Regions from separate parts of the Homo sapiens genome. Here region 2 is linked to region 1. A link is an interaction called in ENCODE POLR2A ChIA-PET data of the cell type or tissue named here. Cell type or tissue: PC-9. All regions are shown on one strand.

Region 1 (8,000 bases):
GATGGAAATCTCTGAGAGGGGAAAATGAGACAAGAATAATACAAGGTGGCTGCAGAACAATAGAATAATCCAAGCAGGAGTTTCACATGACTAGCTAAAGGAAGATGTCAAAATAGCTGTATATGCTAGGGGTTAAGACCCTGAAAAACCATAGTGTTGGCCAAGCTGGGTAAGACTGACTAGACTCAACATAGTGCTAGATTTGATCTAGGTTTTACCTAGGACCTCATTATACACTCATTAACATACTAAATCACACATCCACCAAGGCCATGACACTTCCAGGAACACCCATATCTGGTGTAAAAATGTGTGGGACCATAGTGCTGAGAAATCTTCACTTTTTTCCAGGAATTTTCATGAATATTCCACCCATTGGTTAAAGAAAGCCATAGGCCAGTTGCAATGGCTCATGCCAGTAATCCCAGCACTTTGGGAGGCTGCAGCAGGCAGATCACTTGAGATCAGGAGTTCAAGACCAGCCTGGGTGACATGGTGAAACCTTGTCTCTAATTTTTTTAAAAAAAGAAGAAAATAAAGGAAAAAAAAAAGAAACCCATAAAGGTGGAGGCCCCAAACCCTGTCAGGTGTGACTCTCTTGAATACACATGCACCCCCCCCTTTCTTGAGTGTGTACTTTTCGCTTTCAGTAAATCTGCATTCTTTCACTATTTTCCAACTTGTTCTTGAATTCTTTCTTGCAACAGTGTCAAGAGCCTGAACACCAGCCAGGGTCAAGGTCCCACCAGCATTTGGGAACCTCCCCTAGCCTGAGAGGAAAACTCAAAATTTAGTTTTGTATTTGTTAAATTTGACAGGTCTTTTAGCCATCTAAAGGAAAATGATAGCAATGAGATTTTTGAGTCTAAAGCTCAGAGGAGGGGTCAAGGCTGGTAATATAAATTCTGGAGTTGCTAGCATAAAAATGGTATTTAATACCACTGTACTAGATAAAATCATCTAGAAAATGAATATAGAGCAAAGACAAGCTACAGAGTGAAATCAGTTTCCCTGGAAGCAGAGCTTGAGACAAGGATTAGAGGCACTTGATTTATTGAGAAGTCTCTCCTCAAGAAAAACTTGTAAGGCCACGAGGGAAACAAAATGAAAAAGGGGGAAAATCTGAGTAACAATATGGTCTCAGATAAAATATGGCCTTCTCCTAATCCTTGGTTGGGGCATGGGTGGCTTAGAGCCTCTGGGAGCTAAGTTGACCCACCCTGAGGCAAGGAAGATGGGAGGCTAAGAAATACAAGATCAAGGTGCAAACCAATTCAGTGCCTGATGAGGGCCCTTTTCCTGGCTTGCAGATAGCTGCCTTCTTTCATGTCTTTACATGGCAGAGAGAGAAAGATCTGGTCTTTCTTCCTCTCTTTATAAAGATACTAATCTCATCATGGGGGCCTCACTCTCATGATCTTATCTAAACCTAATTATTTCCCAAAGGCCTCACCTCCAAATAGCATCACAATGGAGGTTAGGGTTTCAATATATAAATTTGGAGTGGGGGGACACATCAGTACATAGCATGCTTCATTGTCTCATTATACTTTACTTACAAAACACAAATTTAGATATAAAATTATTAAGTGTGCAACTACAGTGTTGAATGCCAGTGAAGTTGATCCTGCTAATGGGAATGATCCAGCAGACTGGGAAAACCACAAGTAAAAAACACAGAGAGAGAACAATTCAGAAGTAAAGTGTTTGCATAGATGAGAAAAGATGGGATTCTTTTTTTTTTTTTTTTTTTTTTTTCTGAGACAGAGTCTCGCTCTGTTGCCCAGGCTGGAATGCAGTGGCACGAACTTGGCTCACTGCAACCTCCACCTCCTGGGCTCAAGTGATTCTCCTGCCTCAGCCTCCCAAGTAGCTGGGAATTTGGGCATGTGCCAACATGCCCAGCTAATTTTTTTTGTATTTTTAATAAAGACGGGGTTTCACCATGTTAGCCAGGATGGTCTCAATCTCCTGACCTTGTGATCCGCCCGCCTCAGCCTCCCAAAGTGCTGGGATTACAGGCATGAGCCACCGCAGCCGGCCCGAGGATGGGATTCTATGCAGAAGTAGAAGGGTTGACCTTAAATAGGAGCATTAATGGTTTATTTCATGTAATAGGAGAGGAAGCAGAGTGTATCTGTACATGTGCTGGTAAATTGTTTGATGTGGTTATGAGAGCAGGAGATAGTCCTCTTCTTATTGCTTCTGTTTACTCATTGGTATTAGAACATTATTATCTAAAAAGGAAAGGAATGGGAAAAACGAGAGAAGGGAGAGAAAAATATGTAGGTAGGTTTGAAAAGAGAAAAAGTATGTAATATTCATCTAGGAATGTTTATGAAGCAGGTAAATATAGTAAGATTTCTAGAACCCTCATGAGGGTTGGTCAATTTGAAATGAGACCAGTCAGTCTTTAGCCACATCTCCCCTGGGAACAGATGCAGAGTAGTCAACAAGTTAGATGTAAGTGTGATGGAATTCTGCCAGCTGAGAATAGTGAAGGAAAAAGGGGCAAGACTGTTGAAGGTATATGCAAAGGAATGATTATAGTAATGAAACATGAAATCTAAATCATTCAAGGAGCAGAAGTGAGGACATGAAGGGGTAAATAGAGTAAAGATAGTAGGGCAATGGATTGGAGATCCTAGTGGCCTCAAAGAATTGCTGAGGTTGGGGTATCAAAGACTGAATTGGAAAGATAATTACAGTGAAATGATCAAATGGAGGCTGGACAGTTAGTCAGGAATTCTAGAGTTCTGGCTGTGCCATGTGAATTCATTCAGTTCTAGGGAAGTTTGGTGCCATCTGATAGCAGTTTTCAGTATTGGCCTAAATATTGGGTTATATTCTGGCCTCTGGCTTGCTTAGACTTTCAGAAAGCAGAAATTATCCAGGAATTTCCCATTTACCTTGGCACCCATTTCAGCAGCCCCGGTTAGGATTTGGGGGAACAAACCCACTGCCTCCTAGTTTTTCAAAGAGTTATCTGCTGTTTGTTCACCTGGCCTTACTTTATTGTCTCTATCCCCTACCCCATAGAAGATAGCTCATATACATTTGCGAATGGGTACTGAGTAAAAGACCAGAGGCAACAGTCAATTAGATAATCTCTAGATTCAAGTTACTGAAGCGTTTCTTATCGCAAGGCAGTATTGTATTTTAAGTCACAAGCCTGATAAAAATGGTACGGAAGAGTTCTGAGAACTGCATACTGGAGCCCACCAATGTTTACAGGTTCAGGAGATAAGGAGAAACTAGCAAAGGAAAAAGACATAGAGACCAGTGAGGTAGGAGAAAATCTAAGGAAGTGGGATATCCTGAAAACCAAGTGAAGAAAGTGACTCCAGAAGGAGGAAGTGATCAGCTATGTCAAATTGTGCTGCTAGGTCTAGTAAGATGAAGAATAAGAACTAACCATTGGTTTTAGCAAGATAAAAAGTAATTTTGATAGAGTTGTGGAGCAAAAGCCTGAATGGGGAGGGTTTAAGAGAGAATGGGAAGATGAGAACTGGAGGCATTAGGTCCATACAGTGTAAGTCTTGAGTTTTGCTGTGAAGAGCAATGAAATGGGATGATAGTTAGGAGAGGAAATGGAGTTGAGTTTTTTTAAAGATGAGAGTGATAATATCACATTTATAAACAGATGGAAATGACCAAGCAGAAAGGCAAACGTTGATGTAGAAGAGGAAAATAAGAATTACTAAAGTAATACCTTTGAGTAGGCAAGAAGGAATGGATTCTGTGAGACATATAAGTGGAAGATTTGGCCTTATGTCAGAAAAATGGACTGTTATCTACAAATAACGGCAGGTAAGCAGAGTATAAAGGTGTAGATCCTAGTAGGTAGAAAGAGGTGGTAATGAGAGTTTGTGCACATTCTATTCTGATTGCTTCAATTTTTCTTTTCTTTAGAATCTCCTGAGTTATACAACTTGTGGAAGGGAGCCATTGGTACATGTTAATTTCCATTTTTTTAATCAAGAATCTGTTTTCTTCCTAGCATTTATCACTATTTTTAAAAAACATGCCTATTTCTCCTTGTTGTTACATGTAAATCCTATTGGAATGGTAACTCTTGAGCAAGAATACTGTGTTTTTTCACTGCTATGTCCCCGTTAGATTAAGATGTGGGACATAGGTACCTTACCTCATAAGGTAAGAAAATGTCACTCTAATATTAAAATAAATTAGATGTTACATAGAAAAACTGTAGAAATATTTACTAATAGAAACAATGCTCATTAAAATCTATGTAAATGTGTAATTGATAGAAATTGCACTGTCTTTAAAGTTGTATCAAGAAGTTTAATATACCTATCATGTCTCATTGGGAAACTACCAATTTAAATGAATACATGAAAAATATAGTATGGAAATTTTTATCATTCTAAGTCGTTCAAAATGGAAGGTTGTATAATAGCTTTTGTGGAGTTGGTTAAAAGCGAAGTTGGTTGGGACGCTCAGCATTTGACATATTACTTGGCATACAAGTGGAGCAAAACAACTATTTTCATTCCAAATAATTTGATGACAATATTTTTACCAAAAAGAATTGTTAACCAGTTTCTAGAAGAACTTCTGATTAATCAGACAGAACTATTACAAGGGTAAAAAAGGCAATTGATTAGACTACTAACTTTTTGGGATCAGCTCTTTTTTACACTTAATTTATGTCACCAAATTTAATTTCATGAGTGGATATAACCACCATCTCTGTGCAGATGATCATTAGAAATTACAGTAGCAGACATTCTGCCCACTGAAATTTATGATTGGCATTGGAATTTACAAACTAGTTCCTGTTGACTTTGGCTAACAGAGATCAGTGCCCTAAAATCAGATGCTTCTAGGTAAATTTACAAAATCAGGTTTCTAAATCTGTAAAACTAAATATATCAGATAACGCCAAGTAGACTTTTATTTGTGAATGGTGTCTCCTGGAGCTGTTTAATGTGACATCCCAACTAGAAGATAAACTAACTCCTGGAGGTCCAATTATTACATAACAGTTACTTTACAAAATGACCACGTTTGACTTCTGATAGCCTAGGAATTTAGCATCTGTTAATGAGCTAGAACTGAAAGGCAGTTATCAACACTTTAAGGAGCATACATCCCCAATTCCTAGGACAATACTTAAGGAGGAAAACAAAAGACTTAGTAGTTTACTAAATTTGTAGGGAAACAAATAAGGTATGTTGTCAGCAAATAAGATTATGAATACTATTTAATATATAGTATTTATATATGTATATAAAAATATATGACTTATATATGTATATAAAATATATATTGTTTACATATAATTTATATATAAATAAAATAGTATTCATGATACTATGTATACTGTATGAATTAAATATATATTATTTATATATAAATTAAATAGTATTCATAACATATATATAAACCTGATACTGAAAGGAATTTCAAAGTTAATTTCCTGACATTAGAGAATGGGGAACACTACTGAGTGAAGCTGGGAAAGTCTTACACTAATAGGAAACTAGCCTTTTTTTTTTAATGGCAGCACAGCTGAAGGACACACTTAAATGTTACTCATATTCCACATTGGTATTTGCATCAGTCAGGATATGTTAGATTATACTGCAGTAACCAAGAACTCCAAATGTTGGTGGCTTTAGATAATACAAGTTTATTTCTTACTCAGGATAGAGTCAGATGAGGGTCCTGATTTACATATTCTCACTCCGGGACTTAGGCTAATAGCCACAAGGTGGAACACTGCTTATTGTTGTGGCATACGGGATATGGTGCACTTGTCTTAAAGGCCTCTGTCCAAAGGTGACATGTGTCACTTCTTACATTTCATTGGCCAAAGCAATTTACAAGTCACACGACCACACTCCTAAGGAGTAAGAAAGTACAATTTTATCATATGTTCAAAGGAAGAGAACTAGAATATTTGTTAAAAGACTTTATGACTATCATGATAGGAAAAAGGAGATTCATAAAGGATAGGAATAGGAAGCATTACATTAAGACATAAATTGGAAGAGAAGTTGCTAGTGATTCAGTAACTAAAATTGAGAAAAGGTAAATAAATATTGAGGATTGGAGTCATCAAATCAAGTACCAACAATACAGTCAGCCAAGAGGTGGGAAATATGTCGACTCTCTTAGACTCAGAAGGTGAACATCGGCCAGGTGCGGTGGCTCACGCCTGTAATCCCAGCACTTTGGGAGGCCGAGGCGGGGAGACCACGAGGTCAGGAGATCGAGACCATCCTGGCTAACATGGTGAAACCCCGTCTCTACTAAAAATTGAAAGAAAAAAAAAATTAGCCAGGCGTGGTTGTGGATGCCTATAGTCCCAGCTACTCGGGAGGCTGAGGCAGCAGAATGGCTCAAACCTGGGAGATGGAGCTAGCAGTGAGCCGAGATCCAGACTGGGCAACAGAGCGAGACTCTGTCTCAGAAAAAAAAAAAAGGTGAACATGAGAGTCACGGAGTTTTGTGTTTTATGCGATCAGGAGTGGGCCAGAGTTCTGAAAATGAGAGACGAAAAGGAAGTTAGGACTTTTTAGAGTGATGTAAATATTCTCTATTTTGACTGTGATGGTGTATGCATTTGTCAAAGCTCATCAAAATATGAGCCTTATTGAATATAAATTATATCTCAATAAAGTTGATTATTTAAAAAGTAGTTAAGGGAGCCAGACATGGTGGCTCACACCTATAGTCTCAGTACTTTGGGAGGCTGAGTAAGAGGACTGCTTGAGGTCAGGAGTTCAAGGCCAGCCTAGTCAATATAGCAACACTCTGTCTTCACAAAAATTGTTTTTTAAAGTAGTTAAGAGACTTAACATTTGTTGAAAATCTATTTTTGTGACAAAGGCCATGCTAGACATTTAAATATATTTCAATTAAAGCCCACAAGAATCTGACAAGTTCATAGGATGTAAGGCTCAGAAGAGTTCAGTAATTTGTTTAAGAACATATAATCAGAAGGTATAAGAATCAAGATATCAATCCAAGTATTATTGACTTCTAAGCTTGTGCACAAAGTTAATGCAAGAAAATAGAAAAGTAGGCCAGGTGCAGTGGCTCAAACCTGTAATCCTAGCACTTTGGGAAGCCGGGGCTGGTGGATCACTTGAACTTAGGAGTTCGAGACCAGCCTGAGCAACACGGCGAAACTGTCTCTACAAAAAATACAAAAATTAGGGGGAGAAGCCAAGATGGCCGAATAGGGACAGCTCCAGTCTACAGCTCCCAGCGTGAGTGACGCAGAAGACGGGCGATTTCTGCATTTCCATCTGAGGTACCGGGTTCATCTCACTAGGGAGTGCCAGAGAGTGGGCGCAGGTCAGTGGGTGCATGCACCGTGCGTGAGCTGAAGCAGGGCGAGGCATTGCCTCACTCAGGAAGCGCAAGGGGTCACGGAGTTCCCTTTCCTAGTCAAAGAAAGGAGTGACAGATGGCACCTGGAAAATCGGGTCACTCCCAACCGAATACTGTGCTTTTCCAACGGGCTTAAAAAACCATGCACCAGGAGATTATATCCTGCACATGGCTTGGAGGGTCCTATGCCCACGGAGTCTCACTGATTGCTAGCACAGCAGTCTGAGATCAAACTGCAAGGTGGCAGTGAGGCTGGGAGAGGGGTGTCCGCCATTGCCCAGGCTTGCTTAGGTAAACAAAGCAGCTTGGAAGCTCAAATTGGGTGGAGCCCACCACAGCTCAAGGAGGCCTGCCTGCCTCTGTAGGTTCCACCTCTGGGGGCAGGGCACAGACAAACAAAAACACAGCAGTAACCTCTGCAGACTTAAATGTCCCTGTCTGACAGCTTTGAAGAGAGCAGTGGTTCTCCCAGTACGCAGCTGGAGATCTGAGAATGGACAGACTGCCTCCTCAAGTGGGTCCCTGACCCCTGATCCCCGAGCAGCCTAACTGGGAGGCAATCCCCAGCAGGGGCAGACTGACACCTCACACGGCCAGGTACTCCAACAGACCTGCAACTGAGGGTCCTGTCTGTT
Region 2 (8,000 bases), 110 kb after region 1:
CTCTGTCGCCCAGGCTGGAATGCAGTGGCACAACTTGGCTCACTGTAACCTCTGCCTCCTGGATTCAAGCAATTTTCCTGCCTCAGCCTCCCGAGTAGCTGAGATTACAGGCATGCACCACCACGCCTGGCTAATTTTGTATTTTTAGTAGAGACAGGGTTTTACCATATTGGCCAGGCTGGTCTTGAACTCCTAACCTCATGATCCGCCCACCTTGGCCTCCTAAAGTGCTGGGATTACAGGTGTGAGCCACCGCACCCAGCCCTGACCTGTTTATTTTTAAGTAGAAAATAAATACCAAGTTCCAGTGGAAATTCAATAGACATATAAAAGACATCTCTAAGGTTCTAAAAATACATTTATGCTGTTATCTCTCTGTTGTAAATAACATAATAATGAGCATCCTAATACATAAAGCTTTTTTCTGAGTCTCTTATTATTTCCTTAAAACACACCCTTAGAAGTCAAATTACTGAAACATAGGGAAATTACCTTTTTTATTTTTTTTAATTACCATTTTTTGTTTTTTTTTTTTTTTGGTTTTTGAGACGAAGCCTTGTTCTATTGCCCAGGCTGGAGTGCAGTGGCACCATCTCGGCTCATTGCAACATCCACTTCCTGGGTTCAAGTGATTCTCCTGCCTCGGCCTCCCGAGTAGCTGGGATTACAGGCATGCATCACCATGCTCAGCCAATTTTTTTTTTTTAGTAGAGATGGGGTTTCGCCATGTTGGCCAGGCTGGTCTCGAACTCCTGGCCACAAGTGATCCTCCCACCTTAGCCTCACAAAGTGCTAGGATTACAGTTATGAGCCACTGCGCCTGGCCAAAATTACCAGTTTTTAAGAATCTCAGATATATTGCCAAGTTTCTTTTGAGAACTGGACTAATTTTTAATTCCATCAATAGTGTATAAGGTAAGCCAATCTTACTCTATCCTCATCATTACTAACTTCTAAAATTTATTATGATTATTGGCTAATTTAGTAATCATCATCATCATCATAAGATTATTATTAAATTAGCCAATAATCATTATCATAATAAATTGTATTGGTTAATTTATTGGTTATTATGGTATGCTCTTATTAACAATGTGTAAGAGTCCACTTCAACATTTGATATTGTTAGACTCAATATTTTCCAACCTAACAGTTGTAAAATACTACCTGAGTTTTTTATTTTCTGAGTTTGCATTTTCCTGATTACTAGTGAGATTATCTTTTTCTGTACTTTTGGGCTATATATCTTTAATAATGGTCTGTGAAATTAATGTTCATGTCTTTTACTCATTTTTCTTTAGGCTTATTTTTCTGGATTTGTAGCAATACTTTATATATTCTGAGTAATAAATATTTTGATGACTTTTCTGTTTGGTTTTTTTTTTTTTTTTTTTTTTTTTTTTTTGAGAAGGAGTCTCGCTCTGTAGCCCAGGCTAGAGTGCAGTGGCGCGATCCCGGCTCACTGCAAGCTCCGCCTCCCGGGTTCACGCCATTCTCCTGCCTCAGCCTCTCGAGTAGCTGGGACCACAGGCACCTGCCACCACGCCTGGCTAATTTTTTGTATTTTTAGTAGACATGGGGTTTCACCGTGTTAGCCAGGATGGTCTCGATTTCCTGGCCTTGTGATCCGCCCACCTCGGCCTCCCAAAGTGCTGGGATTACAGGCATGAGCCACCGCGCCCGGCCTTTTCTGTTAGTTTCTATGTTTCTAGTTCTTTTTTAACTCTGATGGGTCATTATGTCTAGCTGTGTGCCAATATCACACCATCTTTAGCTTTATAATAAGTCTTGATATTTTGTAGGACAGCCTTGCCACCTGTACCCTCCACAAGCCACCTTACTCTTCTTTAGAGGAGTCTTGATTCTTCTTGGCCCTTTGCTCTTCCATGTAAATTTTGGGCCAATTTTTCAAGCTCCACCAAAAAACATATTGAGGTTTTGATTGAAATTATAGTTGTACTGAACCAATAGATCCTTTAGGGAGAATTGAAATAAGAGGCTAACTGATATCTACAGATTGCATTATTTTGTCCTCTTGATTAAGAATTTCCTAGTTTTTTTTAAAAAAAGAAATGATTATTATCAATGTTTATATCTTTTCTTTATTTAAAAATTTACAGCTTCATCCTCATCTGCGATTTCTGCACACTCCCCATCAGTTATTGTAGCTGTTGTAGAAGGGAGAGGACTTGCCAGAGGTGAAATAGGAATGGCAAGTATTGATTTAAAAAACCCCCAAATTATACTATCCCAGTTTGCAGACAACACAACATATGCAAAGGTAAGTATTAATAATTCTAGAAAATGGTTGCTCTGTTAGGCAGTATCTAGAGTTTAAAGTCAGTGCCTTCCCAATTTGTTTACTTTTTGGTAGAATAAAGGTTATTCATTATTATGTCAATGTAAATACTCTGAATTAAAATAAAACTGTGTTATATCTGATTTTTATTTTTTAAATATATTTTGTCCAAAAAGAGTGTGTTTTACTGTTATTTAAATAAGCTATTGTTAGTATTAGTTTCTAAAATTAACATCTTCAAATTAATAATTTCTGGATTTATTCCAAAGGTAATATATGTGATAATGTGGTACTGATCATAATCCTTAAAGACACAATCCCAAATGCCATAATCCCGATGTTCAAATCTTGAAAGATCAAAATCCTTAATGTTGAAATCCTGAAAGCTTAATTCTAGGGAAGGGATTAATGCGTTTTTGGTTGTACACAAGATAGTTGCATCATGTTAGATGCATCATATTAGGCAATACTACTACCTTATTATTTTATTTGGAAATTAGGTATGGTTTAAGGAGATGCATAGGGGTGCCAAATTGGCAAGGGATAGACTTGTGGATTTAAGTATAGGTGACAACTTGACTGTATTAAAAAAATACCTAGTAAAGCATTATTTGGGCTGTGTCTGTGAGGTTGCTTCCAGAGGAGATGAGTGGGTGAGTCTGAGTGGACTAGGCGGTGAAAATCTGCCCTTAGTGTTGGTGGGCACCTTGCAGTTGACCAGGGCCCAGAGAGAGCAAATACAGAAATTGCATTTGTCTCTCTCTAAGAGCTGGGACAGACTCTTCTGCTGCTGCCTTGGACATCAGAAATTTGACTCCACAGAAGTTCGTTATCACAACATTGACTGTGTGTAAGCATTGTGCATATACATTAAAATGTTGAAATTTTTTTGATAAATGAAGACATGTCCTTTTTGTACATCATTTATTTGTGAAAGATAAAATTTATTTCTTGAAATCTTAGCTCTTCAGGCAACTGTGTATGTGGTGACCCATAGAAGTTTTTGATCTATCTCATCAAAAGACTTAGGTTGTCCCTGGTGGTATTTCAGATGACCATATTTATGAAGCTTGGTGCAGACAATTACCAACCATAGTGATATGCATTTATACATTTTGCTTTTTGACTAATTTCTAATTTTTGACTAATTTTTTTGTGAATACAATTTGTCTGCTCATAACTGTTATTATACCTGTGTGACTGTCATTAGTACACTTAAGTGTTCATGCTTGCAAAAAAGTTATTATTGCCTATTTTATTGTGTAAAGTGGCCTATGAAGTGTACTGTTCTGTTTTTATATGTTTCTCAAATAAATCCCCTTTTAAAAATGCAAATCAATGTCTTAAAATTGTTTTTGAAGTTATTTCTTCCAGAACTGTGTTTTTGGGATTTTGGTCTTTTGGTATTGGGGTTCTGGGGATTTTTAGACTTTAAGGATTTTGCTCTTTTGGGATTTTGACATTCAGGATTATGGCATTTGAGATTGTGTCTTTCAGGATTATGGCCCAAACCCATGATAATGCTAACTCCAGAGAGTTATTTCTACTGAACTGTATTTGAATTTTATTTTTTCAGAGGTAAAGAAAACTAGTATCTTAGATCAGTCAGAATTTAGCCTCTTAATTTCTTGCCTTCACTTCTTATTTTGCCTTCATTTTATATCACTCATCATTCATTTGGGCCACTCGCCTATTGTCATGGGAATTTGCATGATCTATCAGGTAGAGATAGTTTACTCCTAATTTCTATGTTATTTAACTCAATTATTATTTTATTTTATTTTTAAAAGGTCTTGCTCTTTTGCCTAGGCTGAAGTGCAGTAGCATGATCGTGACTCACTGCAGCCTCCCACCTCAGCCTCTTGAGTAGCAGGGACCACAGGCATGCACCACCACATAGAGCTGATTTTTAAATTTTTTTTGTATAGATGGGGTCTTGCTCTGTTACCCAAGCTAGTCTCAAATTCCTTAGACTCGAGTGATCCTGCCCCCTCAGAAGTTGAATTGCCCCTCGGGTTCCCAAAGTGCTAGAATTATAGGCATGAGCCATCGAGCCTAGTTAATTATTATTTTGAAGATGTGATCTAGTGTTTTATTTCAAGTGTTTCATTATTTTTTAATTCTCTTCCTTTAGTCCCTCTTTATGGTCCTCCAGTGTGTAGACTTCCCTTTCCTAATAATTAATTTTTTATTATACCTAACAACCTTAATGATACTAGTATTGCATACTAACTTCATCTGTAGGTATTTTATACATTTTTACAATTTCAAAAGAGTAGGAAAAAAGTTTTTAAAAAAAAGGAATGTTAGACAAATTGAGAATTTCTGTGTTTGGAATAGTTCTAAGAAATACACCTTATTTTATGAAAAGCTAAGCCATAAGGCAGATGTTTCTCATCTGTGTTTATGTACTTTTCAACAGTTAATCTGTACCAGTGTGGCCATACTGATTGTATTGCCATAGTTACCCTTTTTTTTTTTTTTTTTTTTTGAGACAATGTCTCACTTTGTTGCCCAGGTTGCCAGGTTGGAGTGCAGTGGCACAATCTTGACTCACTGCGACCTCTGCCTTCCGGGTTCAAGCAATTCTCCTGCCTCAGCCTGCCTCAGCCTCCCAAGTAGCTGGGATTACATGTGCACACCACCAAGCCTGGCTAATTTTTGTATTTTTAGTAGAGACAGGGTTTCACCATGTTGGCCAAGCTGGTTGTGAACTCCTGACCTCAAGTGATGCAGTCGCCTTGGCCTCCCAAAGTGCTGAGATTACAGGCGTGAGCCACCTCCCCTGGCCCATAGTTACCCTTATTGGATGTATTTACATTTTTCACAGAGTATTTGGATAAAATACTAAGTATAAGAATTTATTTAAAAACAATTTTATTTTGGGAATATATATTTGATAAGTTCAAATTAATTTTTGAACTTAAGGCTGTTAGAAACTATTGTGAGTAAAATATAGCCTATTTTATGACAGTATTTTATGTTAGTAGTTATATAGGAGATATATGTTCAATATACTACCATTAGAAATATATATACATATATATTTTATTGTTATTGGTGGTGGTGGTGTTTGTTTGTCTGTTTTTGAGACAGATTTTCCCTCTGCCACCTAGACTGGCGTGCAAAGGTGCCTGGTGTGATCTCAGCTCACTGCAACCTTTGCCCCCTGGGCTCAAACTATTCTCATGCCTCAGCCTCCTGAGTAGCTGGGATTACAGGCATGCACCACCATGCTCGGGTAATTTTTGTATTTTTTTTTTTTTTTTTTTTTTAGTAGAGACAGGGTTTCACCATGTTGGCCAGGTGGGTCTCGAACTCCTGGCCTCAAGTGATCTGCCCACCTCAGCCTCCCAAAGTGCTGGGATTACAGGTGTGAACCCACCTGGCTAGAAACATATTTTAATTGAAATATATCATTAGGACAGTTATAATTTTGTGTATCTATGAATTAATTTTAAATACTTATCTCAGAAAAATATGAAACTTTTATTTCCTAAGCTTTATTTAAGAAATTGTTTATTCAAATGATTTCAGGTGATCACTAAACTTAAAATTTTATCACCTTTGGAAATAATAATGTCAAATACTGCTTGTGCTGTGGGGAATTCCACCAAGTTGTTCACTCTGATCACAGAAAATTTCAAGGTAAGTGATGTTTACTGTTTGTAACATTCAAGATCTAATCACTTATTTATTTATTTGTTATTTATTATTTATTTATTTTTTTGAGACAGAGTTTCACTCTGTCACCCAGGCTGGAGTGAAAGGGCGTGATCTCGGCTTACTGCAACCTCCAGCTCCCGAGTTCGAGTGATTCTCCTGCCTCAGCCTCCCAAGTAGCTGGGACTACAGGCGTGTGTTACCACACCCAGCTAATTTTTGTATTTTTAGTAGAAATGGGGTTTCACCATGTTGGCCAGGCTAGTTTCAAACTCCTGACCTCAAGTGATCGATCTGCCTTGGCCTCCCAAAGTGCTGGGATTACAGGCATGAGTGAGTCACTGTGCCCGGCCCTAATCACTTTATTTAAAATTTACTTAATAATATCATTATAAAGAACAATAATTTTAGTAACTTTATATTTAGTGTCCTAAAGTAGTCACTAAATACAAATCCTAATCTAAGGGACTGTTAATACAGATAATAAAAATGATAGGGAATTTACTTATTTGATTTGGCACCCTGATCTACTTTAAACAAAAGAAAACATGTTTTAGGTAATAAGGAAGTTTCTCAGATATACAAGGGGCAGACCCATAGAGAAAGCATAAGTTTCCCTTACATGTATTTTCCTGGAAACTACTTATTGTGCTGTCAGACTGGTTGAAATTGAAGTTCTTAGGGGATAGCAGCTATCAGCAAGTACCTTTTTCTATAGGGAATTTAATTTGTATTACAGAATTGTTTCAGCTTCCCCTGATAACATGTACTGCCTTCCAGTTAGCCTGCTACTCTAGTGTCTATCTGTAGGACTGTAGTGGGTAAGCACTGTGGAACCTTATCCAACAAGAATGGGGGCTGTGGCTCCAAACCAAGTAGACAGCATTGCAGTTGGAATAATTCCTTAGGAATGCAAATTATTTTCAGAATATACTATATTTTGTTATGTTTTTAGACTTATCTTTTACTTTAACACATTTGGAACCAAGCTGAGGTTTGGAGTCCAATGAGTTCCTTTCCTGTTCCTAATATATTCAGCATCTGCAGTCATATAAGATTTGTCATGGTGCTCTTGGATTTCCTGTATAGATGAGCTGCCTTTGACTCATTGCCAGAGATAGTCCCTATTCTAAATCTATTGTCTCTATTAGACGAATCACTTTATCTGTTCTTTTTCATTTATAACTTTATACTTCTTTTCATTATGCCTATTTATCCATACCTTTCCAACTTTCATGTTTTGTTGTTGTTGTTGTTGTTGTGATTAGGCCTTATAATTCTTTTGGTTATAAATAAGAGAAATCTAATGTAAACTACCTTATGCAAAAAAGGAAATGTATTGGCTTATGTAACTGGGAAGTCAATGGTTGAATAGATCCTGTTCCTACTGTCAAAGGTAAACAAAGCCAAACACTAGCTAAATATTTTAATCAGTAATATGCTGTTGCAACAGAGAAAAGAGTCCAGTGTGGACTGAATTGAACTTCGGTTTATACTGGGCATTTTAATGGGAGACTAAGGGAATAAGGAGGAGTAAGCACAAGCTCAGTAGAGTCAGGGAAGTGAAAAATTATTATAACAAAAAGTAAGACCAGGTGCGGTGGCTCATGCCTGTAATCCCAGCACTTTCAGAGGCCGAGGAGGGTGGATCACAAGGTCAGGAGATCGAGACCATCCTGGCTAACATGGTGAAACCCCATCTCTACTAAAAATACAAAAAAATTAGCCAGGCCTGGTGGCACGCGCCTGTAGTCCCAGCTACTCGGGAAGCTGAGGCAGGAGAATCGCTTGAACCTGGGAGGCAGAGGTTGCAGCGAGCCGAGATTGTGCCATTGCACTGCAGCCTGGGCAACAGAGCAAGACTCCATCTCAAAAGAACAACAACAAAAAATCTGGGTTTGCTAACTGGCACTTACCAAAGTTAGGCTCCTATTCTCCCACAGAGGATAGGAGACAGGGACCCTATTTTTAGGTGTTAAGTGGAATAAACAGTAAATTTTTTTTGGCAGCCTGAGTTTTCTTAGGCTGGCACTTTATG

What was found. ChIA-PET counts read pairs that join two places held together with the same protein. Peaks named below come from ENCODE experiments on the same cell type or tissue, not always from the same donor. Only the 100,000 strongest peaks of a DNase experiment are listed, where the experiment ranks them.
Region 2: POLR2A ChIA-PET joins it to region 1 with 7 read pairs; 2 of 35 experiments call an interaction of 5 or more read pairs at or near these places.

The regions. Positions count from the first base shown.
Region 1 is chr1:75,690,452-75,698,451 of GRCh38, forward strand. It overlaps a transcript of SLC44A5 not described here. Among named protein-coding and RNA genes, the nearest start is that of ACADM, 30 kb to the right of the region's middle. In PC-9, no CTCF peak of the experiment used is centred here; no DNase peak of the experiment used is centred here.
Region 2 is chr1:75,804,861-75,812,860 of GRCh38, forward strand. MSH4 (mutS homolog 4) reads left to right here. Exons shown (of 20, transcript NM_002440.4): 3 at 2,121-2,281; 4 at 5,837-5,947. Among named protein-coding and RNA genes, the nearest start is that of MSH4, 12 kb to the left of the region's middle. In PC-9, no CTCF peak of the experiment used is centred here; a DNase peak (open chromatin) is centred at 4,811.